2 separate regions of the Homo sapiens genome follow, and region 1 is linked to region 2. Evidence: chromatin contacts called from ENCODE Hi-C or POLR2A ChIA-PET data. All regions are on one chromosome and are shown on one strand. The core of a region is the stretch at or near the end of the contact, and the rest is flanking DNA. Distances in the headings are between cores, read along the strand shown. Region 1 has its middle 74 kb from the start of LINC00469. Region 2 holds the start of SDK2 (sidekick cell adhesion molecule 2).

Region 1 (6,251 bases), core at 1,005-3,504, 260 kb after region 2:
GAGTGAGCCACCGTGCCCCGCCCAGCTCCCTCTTTAAAAATAAGAAAAACAATCTCTTCCCAGCCCTCTCCCCTCTCTGGCCAGTACCCCATCTTTCTGCTCCTCTATAGAAAAACTCCTCCAAAACTGCCTATGTGCTCCAGCTCCATTTCCCTTCTCCAAGGGCTTCTTCTTGACTCAGTGATAGCCGAAGACCTTCCATGGCCTCTACACTCTGCGCGACCTGTCCCCTGCTGATTTCTGTACCTCCTCTCCCACTGCCTCCAGACGACCCACTCTTTTCCCATGTTCCTCAGACACACCAAGCTCTTCCCAAACTCGCGGCCTTCGCATTGACCGTTCCCTCTGCCTGGAACACCTTTCCTTATGTTTTTGCATGATCACTCCTTTGCTTTCCTCAGGTCTTGGCTCTAGCCCCTTCCCTGCCTGGTTTCTTCCTAATACTTCTGCATCCTGAAATTAGATCATATGTTATTTGGATGCAGTGGGATGTTTGGTCTCCCTTTCTGGAAGGTAATTTTCAGGGTCAGGGACTTGTTTGCTCACGACTGTGTCCTCCAAGACCAGAACGGTGCCTGGCATGTGGTAGGTGCCCAAACAGCACTTCCTGAATGAATGAAATGATACGTAATTTTATAGTTTACGATTATTCACAGTATACACTAACATCATTAGCAATAGTGTATGGAGTTAACTGGCCAGGATAGCCAAGCACATTGGAGGTTTTTTTTTGAGTTGACTCCTCCTCCCCCTAACCTATCCCTTTTGCCAGACTGCATGTTTCAGGAGGGCAGTTGTTCCCCGACCTGGGAGGTGCTTCAGCCCACAGTTTTCCAGATGGGCTCATTGCATTTCCTGGGTTCCAAGCTCCTCAGATGTGATTACCACCAGCAGGAGCGCCAACACAGCCCGCGAGCCCTGCCCGTCCATCAGGGATGGGAGGCAGGCAGTCCCTGTTGTCCTTCCTCTCACCCTCTGCCCTCTCAGGCTTCCACTGAGCATTAATCACACAGCCTGAAGGAATGCCTGAAGCAAAGTCCAGTTCAGAGGAGGCCCGCTGGCCTGAAAGAGGAATGGACGAGAATACAGGGAAACCTGCCAGCCTCCACCCACAGGCCTGGTCTAGCTGGCTCCAGGTTCATGGAGCCCCTCTCCAGTCTCCAGGAATGGGTGCTGCAAGAGCTGAGATCTTAGTCCATCACTCTCCGGCCAAAAAAGGCTGAGTTCTGGCAGGTAAGGCTGCTGCTGAACAGTTAAGATAACTATGCTTCCTGTACACCACCCTGCATGGCCTGGGTCCTCCGCACCTTCCCCTCTCACCATCCAGCATTGAGGTGCACCAGGCCAGCTGGTTGACCTCTTCTCTCCCCCTAGTACACTGTGCTCCTTGTCCTGACCCATTTGGGGCCTTTTAAGGCCCCCCATTGTCGCAGAACTTCAGGAATAAAGCTGGATTGGGCACCCGGTCTGTCTCTTTCTGGTTCTGTAATTGAACAGGCTGTTTAATCCAGGGATCGGCAAACATACTCTGCCAAGAGCTGGACAGTAAGTCCTTTAGGCTTTATGGACCACATAGTCTCAGTCATAGCTACTCAACTCTGCCCTTGTAGCTCAAACACAGCCATGGACTATCTATAAAGGAGTGGGTGTTGCTGTATGCCAATAAAACTTTATTGACACGAACAGGAGGTGGGCCACATTTAGCCCATGGACCATAGGTTGCTGACCCTGATTTACCCTTCTGACCCAGTTTCCTCACCTATAATATAGGGACAATAATGCCTTAACATGACCACTGAGAGTTGATACAAACAAAAGTACTTACAACTGCACAATCATGTTGGGTTTTTGTGTTTTATGGCAATCCCTCACCTTGCATCCTTGCCCAGAGGAGCGGGGCAGGCCCCAGCAGTGCCTCGCTGAGTGCTGTGGCCAAGCACATCACTTTGACTTCGTGGCTGGGAGACTGCGAACCTCAGACTACCTGCGTTATGATTTATTTCAGCGTGACTAGTATACATCTTGGTTCTGCAGCGAGTGGAGGGAATGAGGAGGGCCTTTCAAGGGAGGCGGGATTGCATTCGCACCTGATTACGCTGCGCGGACACAACAGAGGCGCCCGGACCCGCAGCCCTGCCTTCGCCGCCTTTGCTGGGCTGTTTGCGCTTCGTTTCCTTCTCGCCGCCCCATGGCGCGCTTTCTCTCTTCTTTATTTCGCCGGTTCTCCCCGCTCCTAACCTGCTTAACAACTTACCTCGCTCTCCCGCTTGCTCTCCCCCCGCCCCCCATCTCCACTGGTTCCCGAGCTTCTCTTCATGTCCCTAATGGCGTGGCTGCGCCAGCATTTAATAAAAGCTGCTGACCGGGAAATCCGAGCTAACTGAATTACTTCCTCATTAAAGAGGCGGGCAGATTCTTGGGCCCCGCGTGCAGCCACCCTCGCTGCCTCCCTCCCCGCCCCGCTCCGCCCTGCTGGTCCCGCCTGCCGTCCGCAATTAGGCGGCAGATGCTTGCCGCCCGGTGGTGGCCTGGGTTCTGCAGGGACTGAGGGGGCTCGTCGGCTTCTCTCCAGGGTGGATCCCAGCTCTGCTTCCTTTTCCTTCCTTCTCAGACCGTCAGTTTCTCAGCCAGGGAGCTCCAGGCCAGCTGGAGATCAGGAGAAGAGAGGTGGCCTGCTCAAGGTCACCCGAGCCTCCTCCTACCCGAGTTCCAACGGAGACCGCTGGCTTTGGCCTGGGCAGGGGAGCTGGTGATTCCTAAGATCTTCCTTTGGCTTCAGAGAAGTTGGCTTCCTGGCAAGGCTTCCAGGAGATTCCCACAAGCCAACTGGAGTCCCCCGAGAAAAAGGAAAGAGGGGTTGGACTCCAAGGATCCATCCGGCGCCTCCTTTCCACCTCCCGGCTCTGTGTCTGTCACCGGACCAGGGCCTCTGATTCCCCGTGTGCCCCCATTGGGTCTTCCGGGGCTGTGCCAGAGGCCTCCTGTCTGGCCAGTACCCCAGGGCGCCACATCCCCAGGCCGGCCTGCCGGCCTCTCCCCTCGGAGTTCCCACCTGCTTCTCTTAGCGAGAGCTTCCCGCGTCGAGGGCTGGCTCAGTGCCAGGCAGCTGGTAAGTGCTTTACAGGTGTTGTTGCGGAGAAAACCAGAAACCGTTATTTTAAAAGCTGGCCATACTCTGAGCCTTTTACTCGCAGGCAATGGAAGATTTACTCGTTCTTTTGTTTAAGAAAACACCTTAATGGGCCTGTTGGCCTCTGGGTACCGTCTAGATGGGAGAAGATTGAGACAAAGAAACATTGGCCTGTTCTGCATCATAAAGTAAAGGGAAGTTTAGGTTCCCTAAGCTAGGGAGGAGTGGAAGGGGGCGGGGACAGGGAAAGGAACCTTGCCAGGCGGATAAAGAGGGAAGAAAACAGGCTGGTTACAGCTTAGGGAGCCTGGATGCTGCGGTCAAACACAGCCTGGAAAAAACACCTTAGACCCTGAAACTGCCACCACCCCTACGGAATCAGGCGAGACGCTGGCCAAAGCTGGATATCCTACATCATTGTAACCCAAGTTTCTTGTCTTGGAATGAAGTTCGTGCAAGAAGAAGCCCCTTTCCGGGACTTGGAATCCTAAACCAGTGCCACTTGGTAACTCTTCACTCTGTCTTTGTTCTCCAGACCTCCCGGTGAAGTGGTTCCGGCCTGTGGTTCTTGGAGATCCAGCTGGTGCTGCTGTTTGATTATAATGCAGTAGTTTGAATTCATGGATGAATGTCCTCTGCATTGTCTCATGCGAAAGGTTCCCAGTAATCTTGTTTAGGAAGGACTGGTGAATGAATTTTGCTTGGAGGACCCCAGGCTTGGGATGTGGTAGCTACTGCCACAGCCTCTACTCTTCTGGCTATCCAGTTAAGGTTAGGCCTTCACAGGAGGGGGCTGTGTGTCTCTGGGACACCTGTTGACCTAAGTGCTGTCCCTCCTATGGCTGGCTGAGAAAAGACCCAGCTTTCTGGGGGTCTCTCTGTCAGCACAAGGCCTGGCTCTTCATCCCCGCTGCCACACCCTCTTCCCTGGTGCTGAGACCTGTTGGGAGTTTGGGAAATCGTAGCCTTGGCTGTTTACCCAGGAACCTTCTCTTTTTCTCAGTGGGTTGCAGGAGAACAGAAAGGGAGGTCAAAGCGTGCTTGCTTGTGTCTGCAGGGGAAGACTCGTTCATGTAGAGGAGTAAAGCCTACCCCAGTGCCAACTCTGAGACTTGGGAAAAATCACCGTTTTATCAGAGTTTATACCAAGGCACTATGAAATTCACAGATGGCTTTGCTCTCCTGTCTTAGTGTGGTTCTCTCCAAAGGAGACCCTGGGACAAGGACTTGGTTGCAGGTAGCTTATTTGGAGAGGGATACCAAGAAGCTGGGGACCCACTCAGGAATCATGGAGAACATGCTTTGAGACTGTCCCCCTCCAAAGGATGGGGGAGCTGAAGCCTTTATCCTCAGACTTGCCCTGCCTTGGCGGAGGGTTATTAAATTCACAGTATTGAATTCCCAGCACTTTAGGGTGCTCAGTGCATAGGTTGCACAGGCTGTGCAAGCTCTTAAGGCACTGGGGAATGATCAGAAGCAAAACATCAGAGAACCCCAGGTGCTTGAGGTAGAAGGCTGCCAGCACAGACAGGTACAGGTGGGAAGATTGCTTGAACCCAGGAGGTTGAGGCTACAGGTACAGGTGGACAGAGAGGTTATGAAAAGTGTTTGCTATAACCCCCAACCCTAAAAGCCCCAGAGCAAATTTCAGAAAGAAATTCAAGTCCTCTAGGGCTGCTGGTAGGGGTGCAAATGAGTTGGGAGAGTGAGTTCCTCATGCCTTCCTTATCCACATAGTTCCAAGGTTTCCATCGTCCAACTACAGTGTTTCAACAAAGAGACATGCTGGGCGTGGTGGCTCACGCCTGCAATTCCAGCACTTTGCGAGGCTGAGGCGGGCAGATCACCTGAGGTCAGGAGTTCAAGACCAGCCTGGCCAACATGGCATAACCCCGTCCCTACTAAAAATACAAAAATTAGCCAGGCGTGGTGGTGGTCTCTTGTAATCCCAGTTATTTGGGAGGCTGGAGTGGGTGAATCGCTGGAACCCGGGAGGTGGAGGTTGCAGTGAGCCAAGATCACACCATTGCGCTCCAGCCTGGGCAACATAGCAAGACTCCATCTCAAAATAAATAAATAAATAAATAAATAAATAAATAAATAAATAAATAAATAAAAATAAAGTAAATAAACAAAGAGACAGTAAATGCCTGGAGAATGAATTAAGACCCATAGTTCTGGGTTTTTAATGGGATTGTCGAAGAGCTAGACCCATGATGAATTTAGGAAAATTTGGGATAGATATGACAAAAGAGTTTATAGCCATAATATATAAAGCCGTGCCATATTCAATAAGAAAGCAATCACAAGCTGACAGAGAAAACAGTCAAATTATACCAACAGGCAGTTCACCAAAAAATACATGCATATTGCCAATAAATAACTAAAACTATTTCTATCTCATTTGTAATAAAACATAATTTCAGACAAGGTATTATTCTTTCCCCATCAGATTGGCAAAAAGTTTACAAGATTGATACCAGCCAGGGTTGGTGAGGGTGTGGGGAGAGAGACATTCTCAGGCTGTCCACTCTTTTCAGAGACGAGTTTGGCAATATGCATTAAACATGAAGGGTGGGCATGAACCTTGACCAGTTCCACTGCTAGGCATGTACCCCACAGAAATATCAGTATCACCATATATGCACAAAGATGTTACATACAAAGAAGTTCCTTTCAGTTATACTAACAAAATTCGAGCCAGTCTAAGTGTCTATGAGGGATGTAGTTAAAGTACAGCACATCCAGGCCAGGCATGGTGGCTCACACCTGTAATCCCAGCACTTTGAGAAGCCAAGGCAAGAGGATCACTTTAAGCCCAGGAGTTTGAGATCAGCCTGGACAATGTAGTGAGACCTTCTCTATCAAAAAAAAAAAAAAAATCAGCCAGGTGTGGTGGTGCACACTTGTAGGCTCAGCTACTTGGAAGGCTGAGGTGGGAGGATTGCTTGAACCCAGGAGGTTGAGGCTGCAGTGAACTGTGATCATGCTACTGCACACCAGCCTGGATGACAGAGTAAGACCCTATCTCAAAAATAAATAAATAAATAGCATGTACATACCCTGGAATACTATACAGCTATTAAAAAGAATGAGAGAGACTTGTCAGAGGTCCTTTAAG
Region 2 (6,407 bases), core at 176-2,675:
TCTCCCTCCGCCCCCAGCAGGCGCCGCTCGGACACCGCTGACACCACTGTCTGGATCGGCGAACCCCAAAGTCGAGGAACCGCCGGTGCAGCCGCCCTTCACCTCGGGGACCTGCCCGGGGACCAGGGGGACGTCTGGGCATCCACCCTCAGGAAGCGGGCAGCGCAGATCACACCTCGGATCCTTCGTAGCACTCCCAAACCCAAAGCCACCAGCCCTTCTCCACCGCGAGGCTGCTCCCGGCAGCCACAGGTCACAGCAGCGAGCGGCTGCACAGACTATCGAGCGAACAGCGGAGGCTGGAGGCAGGGGCGGGGATGCTGGGTGTGGGTGGATGGGTAGGAGGGGAGGCCTCAGACCCTCCCTGTGCACCACCCCCCGGTGGGTCCGCGGCTGCACCCGCGACCTTGGCTCCAGGCCCGCGCAGCGAAGCACCCCCAGCCCCAGCGGCTGGCCGAGCAGCCAGGGGCGGGCTCCCGTACGTGGCCAAGCCGGGCAATTGCTCTCCCCGGGCGAGCAACCCGGCATCCAGCGCTCGCCCACCCCACTCCCTCGCCCCGGGGAGGCCATCGCCTGCCCGGCAGGGGCCCTGCCCTTCCCCGCAGACACCGAGCAGGGAACCAGGAGCTCGGTCTGGGAAGCTCAGCGTAGCCGAGCGTGGAGCCCGGCACGGAATGTCGCTCCCCTCCCAAGCCGGCGCAGGGCAGCCACAGCAGACGGGGGGAGGGGAGCGCCCCTCCCACTTCACCTTGGGCTCTTCTCTGCCTCCCCAGGTCGTCCCCACCTTCCCCCATTCGGAAGCCACAAGTCTCGGAGAGACTGCCCCACCCCCAAAAGAGCCCCAAAACTTGGGAGATGGGGTGTCTTGAAACTCCCTGGAGAGGGCTCTGCCACGGCTAAGCCGGGTGTCCAGGAGGTCACCGTGAGGCCGGCCAGCTCCCGCCGCCCCTCCCCCGCCCACTCTCCCAGCCCCCTCCCTGTCCCCACGTGGGGGTCCCTCCTTACCTTGGGCTCTGGCCGCGCGGATCTGATGCAGAGCTAGCAGTGTCCAGATCAAAAGCCCCCACATGGTGACCAGCCTGGAGAGGGGTCCTCGGGGTCTCCCTTCCCTCCGCCCTGTTTTATAATCCTGGTGGGGTCCGATACCCCGTGGCTTAGTCCCAGGAAACAGTCAGTCTACGCGGCTCCGTGCCCCGGGGTGTAATATGCCCGGGAGGGGCAGCGCTTGGCTACCCCAACCCTTCCTCCTCTTCTGTACTAGTCCGAGCCCGGCAGCGCGCCCGGAAGGCGAGGGGCGAGCAGGGAGAAAGAGGCCAGGCCGCCCTCTCGGACTAGGGCGCCTCTCTCCCTTAGCACCCCAACTCCGACTTCTCCCAAACAGGGCGGCCTCTGCGATCCGGCCGGGTCGCCGGCCGAGCTCCGGAATAAATGGACAACTTCAGGAAACTTCCTCCCGTGGCCACGTTGCCCGCCCCCTCCCCGCCCCCTGGTTGGGTTCTCCCGGCCGACGCAGTCACCGCCGTTCCAGGCGCCGGGCCCCCGGGACCCGGCCAGAGCCGAGCGCAGTGGCAGACGCGGGTGCGGGGGTTCTTTTAGGGGCGCCGGTTTCGGGGGACGCGGTGAGCATAGCGGTCCGAATCTCCCTGGAGCTGAAGTTTTCTTCTCTCTAACTTTGCAGGCAGCATCTGGCGGGGCCGAACCACCCCCTCTGGGCTCCACCGCCCTCGCGCCGAATCGGGAGACGCCGGGTCTCCTCCGGGGGCGCTGGGGCCGGGCGCGCCCTCGGCTCCGCGCCCAGCCGGCTAGCAAACTTTGCGGGTCCCGGAGCCGGGCGCGCAGCCCTGAGCGCCCATGTCCGCGCCAGCCGCGGGGCGGCGGGGGAGGGTGCTGGGCTTCGCGACGCGGGCTGTCGCCGGCGCCCGGGCGCAGAGCCTCCTGCCGGCCCGAGGATGGAGACCGGCGGCTCTGCCCTCCGCCGCGCCCCGGCCGGAGCTCTCGGGAAGACGCACGGAGAGCCCGGCGGGCAGCCCCGGCTCCGGGGACGCGGCGCCCCTTCGGACGCCCGGCGATCGCCGACCTCCCGGGCCGGAGGAGCAACGGCCGCCCCAGCGCCTCGGCCGCCGCTGCCGCTCGCCGAGCCCGCCGCCCTCCGCTTCCCGGGCTCGGCGTCCAGAGAGCCGCTCCTGCCTGCGCCGAGCCGGAGCTGCGGGGGCAGCGTGAGCCGGGGACGAGCGCGGCGGAGGCGGAGACGCGGAGAGGGGGGCCGAGCGCTACCCCGTGGCCGCGACTGGAGAGCAGCCTGCGCGCCGGGAGGGGCGGCGGCGGCGGCGGCGGCCCCGAGCCAGGCCCGGGAGCGAGCCCCGCAGAAATACAATCCGACTGCGCGGCCGCGGGCGCCCAGCGGCTCTGGGACCCGCAGGGGGGCAGCAGTGCCAACCTTCTGCCGCGCCGGGAGAGATGCGCGCGAGCCCCTCCGCTCTCTGCCCAGCCTTTCCTTCCAGCCTCGCTCGCGCCCCTGTCTCAAAGGCCTCATAGGACTCCCAGAGTCTCCTATAGTCGGGAGCCCCCAGCCCCCTTCCGGACATGGAGTGATTGGTGGGGAGGCGGCGGTTGGGAAAAGGGGGTCGGTCAACCGATTGATTCCAGTTTCCCCTTCCCAAGTCAGGCTCTCCAAGGTCTGGAAATGCTCAGGGCGGAGGGGGAGACATCGGGAGGCCTGGGACCTGCAGAAGCCTGAGAAAGTGAAGTTGGTGCCAAGGAGCGTGCGTTCTTTGTTTCTTCTTTTTTCCTTCGGAGCCCAGCTTGTAAAGAGTAGAAGAACCGGACATTGGTGGAGGAATTCAAACAAGAGAGCCCGGAGGCGTCCTCTGCTGTGGCCCAGAGCTAGCGCCTACTCCACGAAGCTCAGCTGGGGTTAACAGGCTTCTGTTAAAATTTCCCGGGCACTGGGAAAATTTCAGGTGCCTTCGCCTCGGTGGACTCCTTTCCCTGCTAACAAAATTATTAAAAATAAGATTTTGCAACTGCGTTGGCATAAGGAAAAGTATATTAATATTGCATATTAAAACATGTTCTTCAGCCTAAAGCTTTACTTATTTTTTTCTGATTTTAAAAGAAATCAAAACATTTTCATGGGCCCCAAAAGACTATGGTCCCTGGCACTGGGCCTGCGGTGCTTAATGCAGAAGTCTACCCTGCGTGTCTGATATTTCTTCTGGGAAATAAAGAGCTAGTGAGACCCTCCATCTTTTGCCACAGTGCTTCTCTCTACTCTCTCTCGTGGTCCTACTTAGTCTGGTCCCCCACGGCTGCCTAGTCTTTCTGGTCCTTGAAGTCTAGGACTGTCACTCACTGATTGCCAACTCTTTCCCAGGCGCACTCCCACCCCAAGGACACCCCTTGTGATTGCTGTGGAATAGGCATAGCCACCGCAAATATATCGTTACTTATATATTCTCCTTTCACCTGCTTTGGAAGAAGAACCGTAAGCATTTATTAAAAATGTCTGAGAAGCTGGCCTGCCTTGCCTACAGCGTTTCAATCACCTAATTCAAACAACATTTCCCCCTGGCAACCTGCTCCATCCCCAGCTGAAGCCCCTCTGGCTGGCTGATTTGTAAATGCGAGGGCTTTGGGGGCAGGCAGCCTAGATGTGACCAACTCTCCTTCTCCTTGGTGGCCATGTCACTCCCACCTGCTTAATGATGCCCAGATGTGACAGTGCACACCCCCTACATACTCTGAATGTCCCCAGCTGTGAGCTCAGGCCCTTCCCAGACTGTCAGGAAGAGCTCTGGTCTTTAGGGTGCTGTTACTCTGTTCGCTCACAGAGGGGGCCTGAGAGCCGTATTTGCGGGGAACCTCTCCTTCTGTCTCTTAGGCCAGATAGCAGAAAGGGCTGCATCTCCGTTTACATCACAGAGGGTAGGAGTTCGCGTGGACATAAAAGTCTGAAACCTGGGTGGATTCCACCCTGATCGTGCCCAATTCCCAGAAGTCCAGCAGGCAGGAATGTGAGCTCCACGTGCCTAGGGCCTCGAATAGCATCGTTCCCTTATTAAGAGGAGGCCTCTTGCACAACCGTTTGGAGCCCTACAAACCTTCTTCTGGGAGTTTCATCCCTAACACGTGAGACGGGGACCCATCAGGGACTGGTGTGAGGAAGGAGGTTTCCTTTTCTTTGTTGGAAGTCTCCAGGCATGCCTGCCAGTTAGAGAGGAAAGGACACCACTCCTGCAGCTCCTACAGCAGATTTCGGTCTCCATCCATCTAGGATGAAGAAGAAGATTTGAGCTCTTTTTGGCCTCAACCCATACACATACACACACAGGAAGGAACTCTCTGATTTTGCCTCTTGCCAGAGTTTTGCTGGCCCAGGAGAAGGCTGAGCTGGGAGTCTGCCACTTTGAGAGGGGCTCGTTACTGGGAAAGTCACTTGCAGACACCATGAGCTCATTCTTGCCACCAGCGGTATAATTAGAGGTTGCATCGGTACAGTTACAGTGGGCGCCACGTCAGGAGGGCTGCGAGGATTTCCCAGGCTCACTCTGTTTCCTTGTTGCAAGCCTGCCCCTTCCTGTTGGAGCCCGCACGGACAGCTCTCCCGGAACACTCGGGACGGAACCTGGGTCTTCCTCATCTATATCCCATTTCCCTCATGCCCGGGGTCTGCACCTTGTTGAAGACCCTCCTCTCCATACCTTTGGCTCTTTTAGTTCGGGGTGGGGGGCGGCGGAAGCAGAGAGCATCACAACACATTTCCAAAGAGAAGGAAAAGCCTAGATCATTCTGCTCTGTCTCCTTCTCCCTTCCAAGTGGATGTGATTTTCAAATGTTACCCTTCTAGGAAAATGCTCACTGAACCCCAGATAGGGCCCTTTTCCTAGCCTTCCATCCCACACATAGTCAACGAAAGGGCAGCCCTGCAGAATCTTGTGAGGGAGGCTTCAGAGTGGGAGGAGAATTACCCCATGCCCCAGCCAAGGAGCACGAAGGCGAAACCCAGGACAGTCAGATGAGCTGCTCAGCCACAGAAGGCCCAGATCCTCCTTAGCCTGCCGTCCCTCTACATCACACTCCATTTCCCACACAGAACCCAAAGGCTGGGCAGGGACAGAATCAGCTTTTCAATATGGTTATTGTGTCTCTTTTTTTCTATTTTCAATCTCAAATGTAACAGCAGCTAGAACAGAGTGTGCAATTGCAGAGTAAGACTGTATCCTCTGGCAGCCCCGGATCTGTGTCGGGGACTGGCAGGGACCAGCCAGGAGGCAGTGACGGTGATACCAGGGAGGCAGCGGCACGTGCTTTTGCTCCCTCCTCACGCCTTGTACCCACTCCCTGTACCCACTCCCTCATCCCAAGTTCTCTGCTTCCCAAGTTGCTGGGGGCTGCCCTTAGCCAAGAAATGCACTCTGGTGGCGATTTTGCCTGGGAAAAGAAGGTGGAAGGAGTGAGCGCAAGGGTTGGACACAACTCAGTTTAGAAGAAAAATGAGTGAGGCCAGAAGAGGAGGCAGAGTGGAGGTGGCCTTTAAACTATGGGTCTACAGAACAAAATCACTCATTCGTGCTTCCCAACTACGCCGTTCCCAGCATCTCATTCCTCAGAGTGAGGCTGTTCTCAGGGTTGCTGTAGGTGGGGCTGGGCCAGGGCCCCCCAGAGTAGAGACTTTCAGCAAAGCCATCTATACTACCTGCAGGGAACTGAGACACCTCACTGCCTTGAAACAAGGGCTTCCAGTAAATACCTCATGGCATTCATTTTTCCTTTTTGTTCTGTGTTGAAGGTGGAGAAAGGGAAGTAGTGGAAGAGGTAGAAGTGGTTTATTAATCTCAATCGGAGAGAGAGAAGCCCTGAGTCCCTGTCTCAGCTCCAGCTGACATAACAAAATACCATAGACTGGGCAGTGTAAGCAACATGCATTTTGGTTTGTTTGTCAACTTTTTGTTTTTATTCTGGAAAACATTTTCAGCATGCATACTAGTAGAGTGTCTAGCATAGAATTCTGCTGTTCAGTATGATAACCACCAGCCATGTGTGAGACAGAGCACTTCAGACTGGGTTACTGACACACATTGAAATGATTATAGTTTGCAGCTATTGAGTTAAATAAAGATAATTTTAAAAAAGAATTAGCCTATTTCTTTTTACCTTGTAAAATATGACTACTGGGAAATTTAAAATGACACATATGGTTCGCATGACGTATTTTGGACAGTGTTGGCATAGACCCCCCTACTTATCTATGCCCATTTCAATAGTCATCAGCTTGCGGCTCTTCTTGTTTCATTTACACCCTATGCACTTAATTTTTTTTTTCTGCTTTGATGCCATCTTTACCAATGTACAGAGCTAAATTTTGTTGACAGCAGACATTTATTTCTCTCAGTTCTGGAGACTGGGAA

Evidence for each region. Hi-C counts contacts between places; a loop is a spot of excess contacts on that map. ChIA-PET counts read pairs that join two places held with the same protein, here RNA polymerase II (POLR2A). Pooled maps may share reads with other maps.
Region 1: a loop to region 2 is called in a map of naive thymus-derived CD4-positive, alpha-beta T cell, with 19 times the contacts of the local background. The contact joins the enhancer-like site here to the promoter of SDK2 in region 2. A Hi-C loop is called at or near these places in 2 of 168 maps with a recorded cell type or tissue (CD4-positive, alpha-beta memory T cell and naive thymus-derived CD4-positive, alpha-beta T cell) and 5 of 50 pooled maps. POLR2A ChIA-PET finds 5 or more read pairs at or near these places in 2 of 52 experiments (activated naive CD8-positive, alpha-beta T cell and endothelial cell of umbilical vein).

Annotation. Positions count from the first base shown.
Region 1 is chr17:73,899,762-73,906,012 of GRCh38, forward strand. No RefSeq gene overlaps it. Among named protein-coding and RNA genes, the nearest start is that of LINC00469, 74 kb to the left of the region's middle. Within about 2 kb of position 2,255, at least 2 of the 41 ENCODE cell types and tissues checked have a DNase peak (open chromatin) inside an H3K27ac peak, as active enhancers do.
Region 2 is chr17:73,643,020-73,649,426 of GRCh38, forward strand. SDK2 (sidekick cell adhesion molecule 2) reads right to left here and starts at 1,426. Exons shown (of 45, transcript NM_001144952.2): 1 at 1,006-1,426. The coding sequence starts at 1,069. LOC124904054 (a long non-coding RNA gene) reads left to right here and starts at 2,455. Exons shown (of 2, transcript XR_007065893.1): 1 at 2,455-2,675; 2 at 2,802-3,085.